Linked DNA regions of Homo sapiens: region 1 is linked to region 2. A link is a loop called in an ENCODE intact Hi-C map of the cell type or tissue named here. Cell type or tissue: OCI-LY7. All regions are shown on one strand. Each heading gives the region's core, and the rest is flanking DNA. Links, peaks and the distances in the headings are about the cores only.

Region 1 (7,920 bases), core at 1,404-6,403, 180 kb before region 2:
GATCTTTGACAAACCTGAGAAAAACAAGCAATGGGGAAAGGATTCCCTATTAATAAATGGTGCTGGGAAAACTGGCTAGCCATATGGAGAAAGCTGAAACTGGATTCCTTCCTTACACCTTATACAAAAATCAATTCAAGATGGATTAAAGACTTAAACGTTAGACCTAAAACCATAAAAACCCTAGAAGAAAACCTAGGCATTACCATTCAGGACATAGGCATGGGCAAGGACTTCTTGTCTAAAACACCAAAAGCAATGGCAACAAAAGCCAAAATTGACAAATGGGATCTCATTAAACTAAAGAGCTTCTGCACAGCAAAAGAAACTACCATCAGAGTGAACAGGCAACCTACAAAATGGGAGAAAATTTTCACAACCTACTCATCTGACAAAGGGCTAATATCCAGAATCTACAATGAACTCAAACAAATTTACAAGAAAAAAGCAAACAACCCCATCAAAAAGTGGGTGAAGGACATGAACAGACACTTCTCAAAAGAAGACATTTATGCAGCCAAAAAACACATGAAAATATGCTCACCATCACTGGCCATCAGAGAAATGCAAATCAAAACCACAATGAGATACCATCTCACACCAGTTAGAATGACGATCATTAAAAAGTCAGGAAACAACAGCTGCTGGAGAGGATATGGAGAAATAGGAACACTTTTACACTGTTGGTGGGACTGTAAACTAGTTCAACCATTGTGGAAGTCAGTGTGGCGATTCCTCAGGGATCTAGAACTAGAAATACCATTTGACACAGCCATCCCATTACTGGGTATATACCCAAAGGACTATAAATCATGCTGCTATAAAGACACATGCACACGTATGTTTATTGTGGCACTATTCACGATAGCAAAGACTTGGAACCCACCCAAATGTCCAACAATGATAGACTGGATTAAGAAAATGTGGCACATATACACCATGGAATACTAGGCAGCCATCAAAAATGATGAGTTCATGTCCTTTGTAGGGACGTGGATGAAATCGGAAATCATCATTCTCAGTAAACTATTGCAAGAACAAAAAACCAAACACTGCATATTGTCACTCATAGGTGGGAATTGAACAATGAGAACACATGGACACAGGAAGGGGAACATCACACTCTGGGGACTGTTGTGGGGTGGGGGGAGGGGGGAGGGATGGCATTGGGAGATATACCTAATCCAAGATGACGAGTTAGTGGGTGCAGCGCATCAGCATGGCACATGTATACATATGTAACTAACCTGCACATTGTGCACATGTACCCTAAAACTTAAAGTATAATAATAAAAAAATAAAAATAAAAGACTTGTATCTAGAATATAAAAATAACTCATAAAGCTCAATAGTAGAAACACAACCCAATTAGAAAATGAGCAAAATAACATGTGAATGGCTAACAAGCACATTTAAAAGTGCTTGACATCATTAGTTATTAAGGAAACTAAAACTACAGGGAGTTACCAATGCATATCAACTAAAATGGTATGTGAAAAAATGGTATCCTTATCAATTACTTGTGGAAATGTAAAATGGTACATCCACTACCCAAAACAGCTTAGCAGTTTCTTAAAAAGTTACACGTAAACTTACCAAATAACCCAGCCATTCTACTCTTAAGAATCTACCTGAGAAATAAAAACATATGCACAAAGATTTGAACATAAGTATTCATAGCAGCATTACCATAATAGCCCCAAACTAGAAATAACCCAAGTGTCTAACAATCTGATAAATGAATAAATGTGGTATATCCATATAGTGGAATATTTGTCAGCAATTGAAAGGAATGCAAACACTGATACATGTTAAAATATGGATGGACCTCAAAAATATGGTAAACGAAAAAAAAGTGAGATCCACAAGGATACATACTGTATGATTCCATTTATAGGAAATGCACAAAAATGCATATTTATAAAGACAGAGAGTAGATCAATGGTTGCTGGGGCTGGGAGTGTGTGAGTGGGTATTCATTGCAAACAGATTTGTGAGGAACTCAGGGAAAAGTTCTAAAATGGAAATGTTCTAAAATCAGATTGTGCTTGGGGTTTGCACATCTTTATAAATTTACTTAAAATTATTGAATTATAATTTACGGTAAATAAATTATTGCCCAATAAAGCTGTACATTTTTTGTTTAAATTTTTAAGGGAAAAAAAAGCCAAGAAAAAAATTTAGATGAGGTTGTTATTTACACAGGCTACTGTGCTTACTTTTATTGTAGCACTTAATTATGCTCTTCAAATCAGTTATTTCTCTGACTTTCCCATTGGAAATGTAAACAGGATCACAACTGATGGATTTGATAATTGTCCTTTACTGCATTAGGTATTTAGATGGGGGCTACCTTTCTTGGCCAACTGACATCTCAAGCACCCACCGCTGAAGCTGAAAGCAGAAATCAGGAAGAGCCAGGAGATTAAAGAGAATAAAAGGCATACAATATGCATATGAATCCATGAAGACATGTTTCATGGAACTGTTCAATGCATCCAAAGAGCCCAGTGTGAGAATCCCACTGGAATGACAGTTGATGTGCCTGCCAGTCACCCTGGGGCAGGGAAGTGATACCAGCCTAGAGGAGAAGAGGAGGGACAGGCAGGTGAAAGTGAGTAGTGAGAACAAAATGTGAGCAAACAACCTTCATTACTGGCAATCTGTGTGATTCCAGAACTGGTATCCAACCGATGAGCTGCTGGAGACATGTGTTTGTATTCTCAAACCCCAAACATTTGTTTCATGGTCCTAAAACAACGAATCCTACAGCTCACTATCACATTTCATAGCTCTGGGGAAAACCAGAAAAGGACAGATTGGGCAGGGGTTCAAAGAGGAAATGTCTTCTGCCAAACCGAGTGGCCCCACTTCCTCTCTGCGTAAGAGTGGGGTCTGAGATAGACCCTGCTTCCAGCAGTCTCCCAGACAAGACAAAGGGTCTCACTTGTGAATCAAAGTTCACTGCAACAGCACAACAGGCTGGGACAGGTTCCCATCTCATCCAGACTTTCCCCATAAAAGGCAGAGGACAGAGTAAAAATGCCAGTCCCAATATCCTGTAAATGCCTGTGGATTTTGATGTGGACTGGACAGAGGAATGGAGAGAGAAAGGGGAGGTGACCCTCACAGGAAGCTAACGTTTCTCAAGGGCCCACATGACAAGCACTATTAGGTACTTTTATTTAATACTTCCAGCAACACTGTGACATGGGCATTGTTATAACCTACATTGTTATACCTACAAGAAACTGGGGTTCAAAAATCTTTTTTGCCTGTAAAATAGCTAATATTATACATTATACCTATATACAGGTAAGAATCTAAGGCTTAAAATCTTAAGTGACCAGTGTTACACATTTGGTAAGTAGCAGATATGGGATTTAAATTCAGGTCCATATGAACCCTGAACCCCTGTTCCTTTTTATTACATATGCCACACTGTCCAATCATGTTTAGATAGTTTAAAAACATGTTCAGCCTTTTAGCTTAGGCTTTCTGATTTCTTGTTTCTGGATGATAATAAGCCAGCCAAAAGTCCTCCCGGGAATTCTTTTCTCCCCAAGGGCTGGAAGGATAAAAACACACCACTGTGCCCTTGAAGCTTCACTAACAATCACAACTATAAAGGCTGGAGTCAATGCTGAGAGGATATTATTAACAAATGGCTTTAGAAAACCTTCAGAGGGTTTGCAGCCACCCACATCATTTGTAAGATCTTAGGGAAGAAACCTGATCCAGTAAATGACTGGGAATAAAACAAACCCTAGTATCAGAAATATAAAGGGAGGAGGATCATTGCCTTTAGACAATTTGCTTTATTGTGAACAATAAAAATGTTCCAGTTGATTCAACAAAAAATAATAAAAAACAAGGCTATTTTTAAAAAGGCATTTATAGCACTGCGGTTTCATTTCCTTTGCCTTTAGATCTTCAGGCTCTCATTCTGAGCAGCAGATGCTGTCATATAAGGAAGACCACCTGCTTTCCAGGGCATCTCTGCAACAAATAGCTTTGAGGGAGAGAGAAGAAAGATCACAGGATGAAAAGGAAAGAATTAGAAAGGGGGGAAACGGGAAATTAAGAAGTTGGCTTAATGCACATCTTCTGAATTATTCAACTGCTAAAAAGCCGACAGATTTCTTTTGACACTTGACTGTCTCACTCTGTGTCTATATCCATATTCCACTTTTTAAGGACCTACTTTAAGAGAATTCTGTCCATCTGCACAGCCCAGCTTTATGACATATTTATCTTTCTTTGCACAATGGAAGCATAAAAAATTTATGGAACATGGGTATTAATTAAATGGTATTTTAGTTCAGGGAAGTTGCCCAGCTTAAAAAGGGCTACTAGGAGTGAATCCTTTGTAAAGAAATATAGTTTTGGAAATAAAAATAGCCCACACTCACTCACTACCTCCCCTCAGCAAAATGACTTAAGCACTGTTTCTGAGTCCCCAGATTTCTAAAAGCTTGTTAAACTCTTATTAAAAGCAACAGGTAATGACTTGTTTCTGTTGAATTGACCTCAAAGGCTAATTGTTTGGAGTGATCTAGGTCCCCACATGCAAGGAAAAGAAGACATTAAGGAAATCATTCACATAATTCCAACCCATTTAACACACTCACCTGAAACATATCAATAATAAAAGTGATAACAGGAAAATGTTTACAGTTTTGAAGTCTCAGGAAACAATTTGTTCTAGATGGTATTTTTTATATATCAAAGGTTTCTTTTTATTAAACAGATGTTATTTTAGATTTTAACAGGTTTTAAAATCTTTGTCAAATATATTATTCATTTCTTTGCCTTCTTAAACAGTGTTTACTTAGTTATAATGCATTCCATTAAACTTCCAAAAAAGGGTTTCAGAGAACTATTACATGATATTTTAAACATAATTTGAACTCTTCATGATGTCCCAGGATGCTTGCATCAAACACTAGTGACAGGATGGGGCTAAAATAAAGTAAGGCCCTTAGGACGATAAGAAGACTTGGTCTTCATATTCTGTGGTGACCATATCCTCCTGTGTTATTTTAATTCTATGTCTGATTTTTAAATTTTTTTCAACTTTTATTTTAGATACAGGGTGTACATGTGCAGGTTTCTTACATGGGTATGCTCCCAGGTAAGGAGCACAGTACCCAATAGGTAGGTTTTCTACTCACACTCTCTCTCCTTCTCCCATCTAGTAGTCCACAGTATCTATTGTTCCCATGTTTGTGTCCAGGTGTACTCAATGTTTAGCTCCCACTTGTAAGTGAGAACATGCAGTATTTTGTTTTCTGTTCCTGCATTAATTCGGTCAGGTTTATGGCCTCCAGCTTTATCCATGTTGCTGCAAAGGACATCATTACATTCCTTTTTATGGCTGCGTAGAACTCCACAGTGTATATGTACCACATTTTCTTTATCCAATCCACCACTGATGGGCACCTAGGTTGATTCCATGTCTTTGCTATTGTGAATAGTGTGGCAATGAATATATCAGCATATGTGTCTGTTTGGTGTAACTATCTATTTTCCTTTGGGTATATACCCAGTAATGGGATTTCTGGGTCAAATGGTGGCTCTAAATTCTTTGAGAAATTTTCAAACTGCTTTCCACAGTGGCTGAACTAATTTACATTCCCACCAACAGTGCATAAGCATTCCTTTTTCTCTGCAACCTCACCAACATCTGTTATTTTTTGACTCTTTTTTTTTTTTTTTTTTTTTTTGGAGACGGAGTCTCGCTCTGTCACCCAGGCTGGAGTGCAGTGGTGCAATCTTGGCTCACTGCAGCCTCCGCCTCCTGGGTTCAAGCAATTATCTGCCTCCATCTCCTGAGTAGCTGGGATTACAGGCGCCCAACACCACGCCTGGATAATTTTCTGTATTTTTAGTAGAGACGGGGTTTCACCATCTTGGCCAGGCTGGTTGTGAACTCCTGACCTCGTAATCCACCTGCCTTGGCCTCCCAAAGTGCCGGAATTACAGGTGTGAGCCACCGCACCTAGCCTTCTTGACTTTTTAATAATAGCCATTCTGACTACAATTTTCACCCAATTATTGTACCTCTTTGAACCTCTTGGCTCTAAATCTGCCTTGTTGGGTTCACAGATCCTAACATATTATGATTGTTACCCAATCCTAATCAAGCCTCCACACTGAAAACCCCGCCTTAAACAAAACTCTAAAACTCTTGCCTCCTGAACAACTGGTAACATTCAAGCTAAGTCTCTCAATAAATGTTTTGGGGATGCTTATATTGCCATAAATTGGAAATAAAGTGATTCAGTGGTATTCCCTGGGAGTTGCTCTTGCTTGGGGGTGCTGGATGATGTCTCCGTGGAAGTGTCATGACCCTAAAATATAGGGGATTTGTTTCAACTGTCTGCCCAAATTAGGGCTGAAAGGAGGTAGCAATGGCCATGCTCTTTCTCATACTAATATGGACAAGTTTTGAAAATGAACTGATCCTGCTGTCAGCCTGTTCATCTTCTCATGGCCCTACTCATTTTTCTGGTTTCAATTTTTCATGTTTATTCTGATGACTCCTAGTTCTTTATTTCCAGTTCACAGCTTTCACTGATGCATCAAACCTACAAATATAACAGCTGATTAGACATCTCCATTGGATATCCCAAGAGTGCAAGAAACTCAAAATGTTCCAAACTATACTCATCCTCTTTTCACCTCCCAAAACTACTCTTGTTTTTCCTACTCCAGCAATGATCCCAACATACGTTTACTTTGATAAGCCTGTTATCCTTGACTTTTTCTTCTCCCTTATCCAAGCAACCACCAAAATGTTTGATTGAAAACATTACATTAAAATTATGTAAATTCAACTCTACACACTTTGCTGAACTTAGTAAGGGATGCTTTCATATGCACAGAATTACATCGTTTTATTAGCTTTTAAGACATTTTTATCAAATGTAAATTTTCGCCTCCTATATTGATTTAAATTTTCCATAAAGTACTGCTTTAGTATCAATTGGTCTTTCAGTAATCTTCCCGTGACAGCACTTATAAGATAATACCATATATAATTGGCTATTTAAAAAATATTTTTATTATAAACTATAAACATGCAAACAGAAAGTGTATAAACTTATATGTACAGTTTAACAAATTGTCCTAAAGCAAATACTTGTATAATTACAATGCAGGTCAACAAACAGAACATTGCTGGCACCCCAAAACCATCCAGGCATCCTTTAAAGATCACAATTCTCTTTCCCTCCGAAGGTAGCCACTATCCTGATATCTATGGTAATAATTAGTTTCTTTTATTTTCGTCACCTATGTATACATCTGTAAGTAATACAGTTCAGTTGCCTTATGATCTTCTTTTTACATTTTATAGAAACGGCACTATGCTGTTCGCATTATTTTGCTCCTGCTTTTTACTCAACATTATATTTGTAAGATTCATCCATATTATTTTATGTAACCAAAGTTTTCTTATAAATGATTATTTACTTATCTGTCTCCTCAGTGGACTCTCAGTATCATTCATGTCCCTTCTATTCACCACTGTATTTCCACCACTTCCTAGTATGTGTTCAGAAAATATTTGTTTTAAAAACCAAAACCATCTGTATCTACACAACTTACTGTCTACATTAACATGACCTTATTATGCCACCGTCTTCATCAGTATGACTTTATTATTCCAGGAAAATCTTTGACTTATTTTTATTATTTATTATTTATTTCAGAAACTTCCTTTAAAAGCCCTTTAAATGAACATTAAATTGTCCAACTCTTTAATCAATGGCATCAAACAATTGAAACAACTTCTTAGTCTCCGAGATTCTTTGAACCTCTTGGCTCTAAATCTGCCTTGCTGGGTGTACAATTCCTAACTTACTATGATTGTTACCCAATCCTAATCAAGCCTCCACACTGAAAAACCTGCCTTAA
Region 2 (7,920 bases), core at 1,146-6,145:
TCCTGTATTTTTACTTGCTAAATCTGGCAACCACAACTGAGGCTCTGGTCAGGGAGCTCCAGGGACCTCAGTGTTCACAACATTGTCTAATGTTTAAGGGGGCCTGGTCAGGGAGAGTTGGGCCTTGGATAGGCACAGCCCTTTGTTCCCCAGACTACCTCATGGGGAGGGGCCCTCTTAGGCTTGAGGCCTAGGAAAAGGGCTGCTCTTGCCCAGGTCTAAGGGCAATATTGGTAGCAGATAGCTTGGAAAGGAGTACATGAGAAGAGCTTGAATTTAGGAATAAAGAGACCCAGGATCCATCATAAGACTTGGGCAAGTTACTTAATCTCTCTGAACTTTAGATACCTGAACTGTATGTAAAACAGAGCTTTACATGGAATAATATTTGTGAGAAAACTATCCCCATGCTTAACACATAGTAGCACATAGTAAGTCTCAATACCAGCTGCTTCTATTGTCAAAGAAAAAGAGATATGGTATGAAAATGCTTGAGTTTCCTTGCCTTCTGGCTTTTTTTTTTTTTTGTCACGGAGTTGATTCGAACCAGCTGTGAACTGGAAGAGGGTGTTAGGTATTTCAATTTGCCCATGAATGGGTTAGGAAAGGGTTACCCTGTCTAGTGGTAACCATCCGGGAAGCTTAGCAGTAGAGACTAGGCTAAGCATTTCAGGAGAGGTGAGAGAGAACTTGATCCCTTCTGGCCCATGAACTGATGTGTCTCCCTCTCCCCTACTGTTATTCACATGTCTCTGGGGCCTGGTGGGTAGGTGAGGCACTGTCCTTTTCAAGAAGGCAGGGAAAGAGAGGTGGAGGAGAGAGAGCAGAGCAGCCACCCTACCTGGGCAGAAGATGCTATGAGATATGTAAATATTCTCTTAATTCACCTATTTGTTTTTCCATCTTCAAAGGAGCCTGCCTAGATGAGAACTTAATCCCATGGGTTGTAACTCAGGACCATGAGGATACACACAAAGGGAACCCAAGGAAGCTGGCCCTAAGGCTAAGTGCTGAGTGTTGGAGGAAATATATAAATGAACTTGGAACCTCATGAAAGCTCAAGACTCTTCTCTCAATTTCAGTCTCATTCCCAAGCATCACGCTGTGGGATTTGACTCAGGGTGTTTCCCTTGTTAAAAGTCAAGAGTAAGAAGTAGGGGGTGAAGGCAAACTGGCTTGGGGCCAAACTAAGCAGCTTCCTTTTTAACTTGGATGTATTAATGGGAGTAGAACTTTTTTGAACTCTAAGATTGGCACTCAGGTTCCTTTCTTTCACAGATTGTAGCGGGGTTTTAAATGACTAGGAACTGAAATGACTATGAGGTTGGTCATTTCAGGGGGGTTTTGAGGCCCTAAGGCTAGAGAAGTACTGCATTTAGGGTGAGCAAAGGGGAGGAAAATTCCAGGAAGAGGGCTTCTAAGAAGAGGTTACCTAGAGTACAAATGGACATCGATTGATCAATGTGACCATAATACTTTCACCAGCCCCTTCTGCACCTGGGAAGGTCTCTCATAACCAGTTACAGAGTCTCTGCCCCTGAAAGGCTACTGCATCAATAGATTCTCTACCACACGCAGATGAATTGAGGCACAGTTTCAGGAGTCTTAACTTCATAAGAAGATGCTTTCTCTTTCCTCATCTCCTCCCTCAGATCCACTCTCCTCCTGGAAGAAAGCATTTCTCATTCTGTTTTAAATTACAGTAATGAAGATGTGATATGAAATAATACAAGGTAGGTACCTTTACCAATGAAACCACGTGTCTTCAGAATCTATCAACACCTGCAAAGACACGCATCCAGTGCTCACCTGGTGTTAACACTGAAGTTTTCTTACATTCACCATATTAGGACCCAAAAGAAATTACTCCCATAGACTTATATGAAAGTTTTAATCTGAATGAGTTCTGAAGTCAAATAATTAAGCACCTACTGTGTGCAATAAAATAAGCACAATACAAATTACCAGTTCAATTCAGCAGGTATTTGTTGAGGGTCCACTAGGGAAGCATGTAGCATAATGATGGCTCTGAGGTCATCGCTTATGTCTCCATCTGTACCTCACCATCCACTAGTTGTGTGACTTTTTGAAGGTGATTTTAATCCCTCTATGCCTAGACCTCTCAGCATACAGACTATGAGAGTATTACTTAATTGGGCTGTTGTGAGAATTAATTATCAAGCCTTCATCATAGTACCTGGTACAAAATAGTTGTTTAATAAATAGGTCAAAGGATGCAAGGATGATTACATGATCTCTGTCCTCAAGAAGCTTACAGCCTTGAGAGAAAATAAAGATAAATTGCCATCTGTCCTAGGAGAGGGGTGTGCCACAGTGCTAAAGGGACCATAAGCGAGTAATCCCAGCCTAAGGCTGAGTAGAGAGGAGTGGGAGGAGGTTGGGGGTGCAAGCCAAACCTGGGAAGATGATCAACCCGGAGTTAGCCAAGCTGAAGGAGCAGGAGGAGCAGAGATGCAAGACAGTATTACAGCTTCTAAAAAACATGGCTGCAACATCAATCGCCACCTTGTTTCACTTCCACCAATGCCTATTCCTCTCTAAAGCAAATCTAGCTGCCACCACTTTTAAAGTTCACCTTTTCATTCTCCTCTAGAATCTTCTTGAAATTCTAATGACCTGCCAGCCTCATTCACCGAAAGCATCTCCTGTTTTGATCATCCTCTCCACCATGCCCATCCTATGGACTAACGCGCCAGCAGGTGCTGGCCCAATATTCTGGCAGCCGCTGGCCAAGCCACAGGAGATTTGACATTCTTTTTCCTGCCCCCCACAGTCCCCAACATTAACTTGACTAAAACACTCCTTTGCCTCAGTCTACCAGTCCATAAAATAAAAGCATGCATTCTGACCATTTAGGTAGAAGAAGACTTGTAAATTACAAAGGCTTGTGGAGTCCTGAGAAATAGGGCTAAAGAAACACTCGCCACTTAAAATAGCTAACTAAAGAGGAAAGACTTCCTACTCGATGCATTACTGGGTTAGTGGGTTGATTTTATCACATCCAAGGTTGAATGCTTCCTATCAATCAACTGCAAACGAGGAAATCCAGAGCTTTGGCTCCAGTAATGTGCTTCATATGTTCAGAATTGTCCTCCAAATCAGCAACTGACTGTAGTGGTCCAATGGGAGAAGACAGCTGTTCCCAAGTCAGGGCCCCAGCTTTCAAGGCTGTGAGTGCAGGGAAGGGCAGGGAGCCATGAGGACACTCCTGAAAATTCCAACTTAAGGTGGATGTGTCGGATTTTATCTTCTCTCACCAGCTCTGACTCCGGGATGCAACACCTGACATGAGAAAGAGCCTCCTCCTAAATAGCTGCGGTTAAAACATCCTAATGCTAATTAAAAACGGAGAGCTTAGCTAAAGTGGAAGGAAACATTGCTCCATTAATGGCTTTGTCATTTGCTAAAACCTTATTTCTTTGCTGCCTTCAATTTGGTTAATTAATCTTTCACTGGTGATCTAGTGCTGTCAGCGAGGCAATCTATGCAAACCACATCTCTAACTCCAGCCTGTTCTTCAGCCTTTGAAAAACTGGGGGGATGGGTGGTGGTTAAATAACCAATCTACAAGCCACTTGCAAAACGAAAAGTTTCATTTCCCGTGCATAAGGTGCCAAGACCTTTCTTCAATAACCCAGCAGTGTTTTATTTCTCAGCTGGTGGAATTTCAAATTAGTAGAGACTTCCGTGGTTTCTTACAGACCTCCTTGGTTACAGACGAAAGGACTCCACACCCACCCCCCATATTGTGGGTGTTTTTACTACTCCTTTTATTGCTAAGCTCGCACTTATATTCTTTTCACTTTCTTTTTGCACAATTTTTAAAAAAATTATAAATTAGCACCTTCATTCCCTTCATGGTTGGCATCTGCTGTATTTCAAGTGAGAATGCATAAAATCCTCTTCTCATGAGACTATCATAATCAGAAAAACACATAAGCAGAATGCTGACATACCAGCTCCTTCATTCTGCTTTTGTGATTCTATTTATGAAATATTTGACACATGCAATGAGGTGTTATTTATAAAAATTTGCAGCATACTAAACAGTATATAATACTGTTTGTGGATACATATATACATGAGTAGTAAAAATATTAAAGCATGTTAGAAAATTATAAGCATCATCCTCAGTATTTGAGGGTATCTTCAATCTGAGATCATTTTACTAGCCAGATTGTAACACGCTTACACATACAGACACACACACTTACATGTACACACACATTTGCTCTCAATTTTGTTATATATATGAACAAAGCATTCTAGAGTTTTATTACCAGCCTAGACAATGTCTTAGAAGACTTTTAATTTTTCCTTTAAAATAAAAGGAAAGCAGAGCAAATGAGATGTGGTCAATGGGGGTGATGCCATATGACCTCACTTTTTGGGGGTGTTTGACTGCCTTCCAGTAGCTTGCCTCCTGGGTCCATTTTTGAGGCAGGCTCTGGCTTGGCTCCAGGCCAGTGTGACAATCAAGGCCTGAGAAGTCTCTTCTTTCTGAGATAATTTCTCAGGTTTCTTTGTTTTATTGGTGGATAGAAGGAGGGACCTCGAGAGGAAGGGAGTGGGGAGGAGGGGGATCAGGCGGAGATTTCTAAACTCAAACAGGAAGTCCGGCTGCTGTCCCAGCCTGTGAAACTGCGCTGGCTTCAGCAGGGCAGCCCATGCAGGATGGCTTAAAGTTAATCCATGGAGTCTGGGCCACTTTGGACTAATTCCTTTGAGAGTCTCCAAGCCTCCAAGGAGCATCTCTGACTCTGGCAGACCATCCAAGGTAGTTTTGAAGAAAAATAAACTCAGATAAAAAAGAAAAGAAAATATAAACTATCCGGTTAAAACGTGTGCCTTTAAACAGCTATGGGCCAGACACTAAAATGAGTTTACAAGATCCCAAGGAGACAATTAAGGAAAGCGAGAACAAGTGAAAAATAAGATGCTCATTTCAGCATTGTAAAGAGCAGGAAGGAGGGAACATTATCAGAAAGACAGCCTTTAAGCCAGCACTGAGGGATAAAAGAGACCAGATGGCCCTCACCCCCAGGCCAGGCAGAGGACCCGCCCAGCCCCTACACACTGCGCCCTGTGAAATGCATGCGTGCAGCCCTCAGATCTGTCAGATTTATGCTTGCCTTTGCACCACTCCAAGAGGCGCACCAGTGCCGAACATCTTTGAAATTCTGTTGGATTCCAAGTGAAAAATCATTCTGCCTTCAAAGCTAAATGGAAGTTTGGTAGATGCATGTGCTTTTCCCTTAGGTTCAAAAGAGAAATTACTCTCCTCACCATCTTTATGCATTCATAGTTTCCTTTTTCAAGCAAAAAGGGAAATTATGATGGGGAAGCATCCTGTAAAAGCAGAAGGTATTATACAATAACAGTACTGCTTCTTTATAGAAGCAAATTTTTCTACATTTTCTTTAAAACAGAAATGTAGTTTGCTTTCATCCAATGCAGTATGTTTACTTCTCTTATTTTAAAAAAAATCTGTGGTTTTGATAGAGTGTCAGCATCATTATTTGCTCACATCTCATTTTAAACATTTTGCAAATGTCTGAAATAATGTACATAAACCTTTCAATGAGTTAGTGCTAGATGCAGAAAGTACAGGAAATTGTCACATCCTAAGTCACGTATTCCTGTGGAGGTTTTTTAGCGGACATGAGAATATGTCATAATGGGAAAAATAAAAAAAAATTATTGAACTGTGATTATGCATTAGGTAGGCCCTAGTGACACAGAAAATAGACAAAGATCTTACAATCCATGGTTCCTGCCCTCAAGGAGTTGATATCTAGTGGGAGGAGAGAAGAAGGTGGAGAGGGCAAGTAAACAAATACCTGTGATTAATACCAAGTGACAGGTGCTATAACTGAGTTAAGTATCAAGTTTCACGGGTTACCTATGAAGGAGCAGTTATTTCCACAGAACTGTGACTGTATCAAGGAAACCTACACCTAGATGGTATTGGTGAGACAAGACAGGTGAGAGGATCCCAGAGAGAGGCAAGAAAGCCAAAGAGAGGTGGAAGTCTATGATGTTTTCTGGAAGCCGTAAGGAGTCCAGTATGGGTAGAGCATGGCGACTGGGAGTGGCAAGGAATGGCTAATGATGGAATGGAAGTGTGGGTTTGGAGTCAGAAGCAGTTCATCAAAGGCTTAGATTGCTGTACTAAGGAAGGTGGACCCCCAAGCCATGGTGAGGAGAATAAGCAGAGCTTAGAAAGAACAGCTTGGTCTTCAGATGTTGTGTTAAAAGGTCAAGCGAATTGAGATTTTTGGACTATGGAAGTATTAGGATGAACAAAATGCAGGGAGCGATAAAGTCACATTGGATCTGGAGAGAAAAAGTAGATGGTAAACTTAACAACAAAGTTTAACTTAGTCAGAAGAGCACTTGGCTAAAATAGGAGATAATAGTAGCTAACTTTTACTGTGTGCTATTATATTCAGATCCATGCTAATCCTTATTTAACCTTCAAGACTACCCTATAATTTAGGTACTATTATTATAGTTGTTTTACAGGTGAGGAAAATGAGGCAAGGAGAAATTTAGTGAATAGCCTAAGGTCACCAATTAGTATAAGGGGGAGCCAGGATTTGAACACAGGCTGTCCAACGTCCCCAAAACTCTATGTATACTGTTCACAGAGAAGGAAACATGCTCTGTAAGGAAAAGAAATAAGATCATGTGTACATAAATTTTCAGGTTGCTGCAGGATATCAAGGTAGAGATTTCTAATAAATAGCTAAGAATATAGGTCTGGCACTCAGAGAAAGATGCACTCATTCAACAAATATTATTTCCTGAGCACTTATTTTGTACCTGATGCTGTTTCAGAGCTGGAGTTATAGCATCATCTAAATATTAATATTTATGGAGCACTCACATGTGAAACATATGTACATGAAATTTTGGTAAAGCAAAAATTTCCATCACACAGCTGAACACATACTCTCTAACTCAGAGATAGCTCCTTCTGCAAAACAAATAATTCATCCCTTAAGCACCTGTTTTTGCAATTTCAGAATTACCCATACTGGATTTTCTTAAAGCAAAGCACCCTATAAACATGCAAACATTCAGTCAGGAGGAAAGAGTTCATTTTAATTTTACGAACCACTCAGCATGTGTGTTGGGCTTAGGAAATAATAAAATAAATATATCTCAGTCATTTGTGTTGATAGAATTTAATGAGAAGACTACAGTAATGACAAGTTACTCACAGGTCAACAGAATGCAGATCTCCCTCAAGAAAAGAGGGAAAAAATTCAATCACAAAGTTCAAGATCATGGGAAGGAAGGGAGAAGCCCCTGACATTTGGCCTGCCCTGGTCTGTGGGCCTTGGAATCCTTCAGCAACTGCAGTTGTACTGTCTGCCTGTATAGCTAGGCACATGTATAGCCAGGCCCAGATGTAGCCTGACAGGAGCACCCATGAGGGTTCCTTGCATCTGCACCAGTCCCAACTGAAGCTGCCACCACCACCCTATCTCCACTGCCAACACCAATGCAACTACTGAGTGAGATTTGTTCTACCTTAACTATGCAGAGGAGATAGCACCAGGATCCCTATTTATTTCTGTGCTACATGACCATTATACAGTGTATTGCATTATTTTGAAGTGAGACTCCTTTCACAGAAAAATAACATGTGAGACCACTTATATCTTGAGCTTAGATAGCACCTTCTGCTAAGTGCCTCTGCTTACTTTCAGATATTATCTCATGAAATCTTCACAGGTTTCTCTATTGGAAATATTTTTCAGCAGTGGCATAAAAGTCAGGGCATTTCTATGAATATATGCCCTAACTGAGGGCATTTCCTGACATCTCCACCCACTAAAGAACCAACAGATTATTTTCTTTTCAAGCAAATCCCATGGTGCTATCATCCTT

The links. A loop is a pair of places that touch in the nucleus more often than their neighbours do. Peaks named below come from ENCODE experiments on the same cell type or tissue, not always from the same donor. Only the 100,000 strongest peaks of a DNase experiment are listed, where the experiment ranks them.
Region 1: it touches region 2 in a loop (1.8-fold over the local background); 1 of 110 quality-filtered maps calls a loop at or near these places.

What each region holds. Positions count from the first base shown.
Region 1 is chr9:20,062,355-20,070,274 of GRCh38, forward strand. It overlaps a transcript of SLC24A2 not described here. Among named protein-coding and RNA genes, the nearest start is that of SLC24A2, 280 kb to the left of the region's middle. In OCI-LY7, for the core only: no CTCF peak of the experiment used is centred there; a DNase peak (open chromatin) is centred at 3,957; H3K4me3 peaks cover 1,475 bases; H3K27ac peaks cover 2,211 bases.
Region 2 is chr9:20,239,365-20,247,284 of GRCh38, forward strand. It overlaps a transcript of SLC24A2 not described here. Among named protein-coding and RNA genes, the nearest start is that of MIR4473, 170 kb to the right of the region's middle. In OCI-LY7, for the core only: no CTCF peak of the experiment used is centred there; a DNase peak (open chromatin) is centred at 3,597; H3K4me3 peaks cover 1,726 bases; H3K27ac peaks cover 1,621 bases.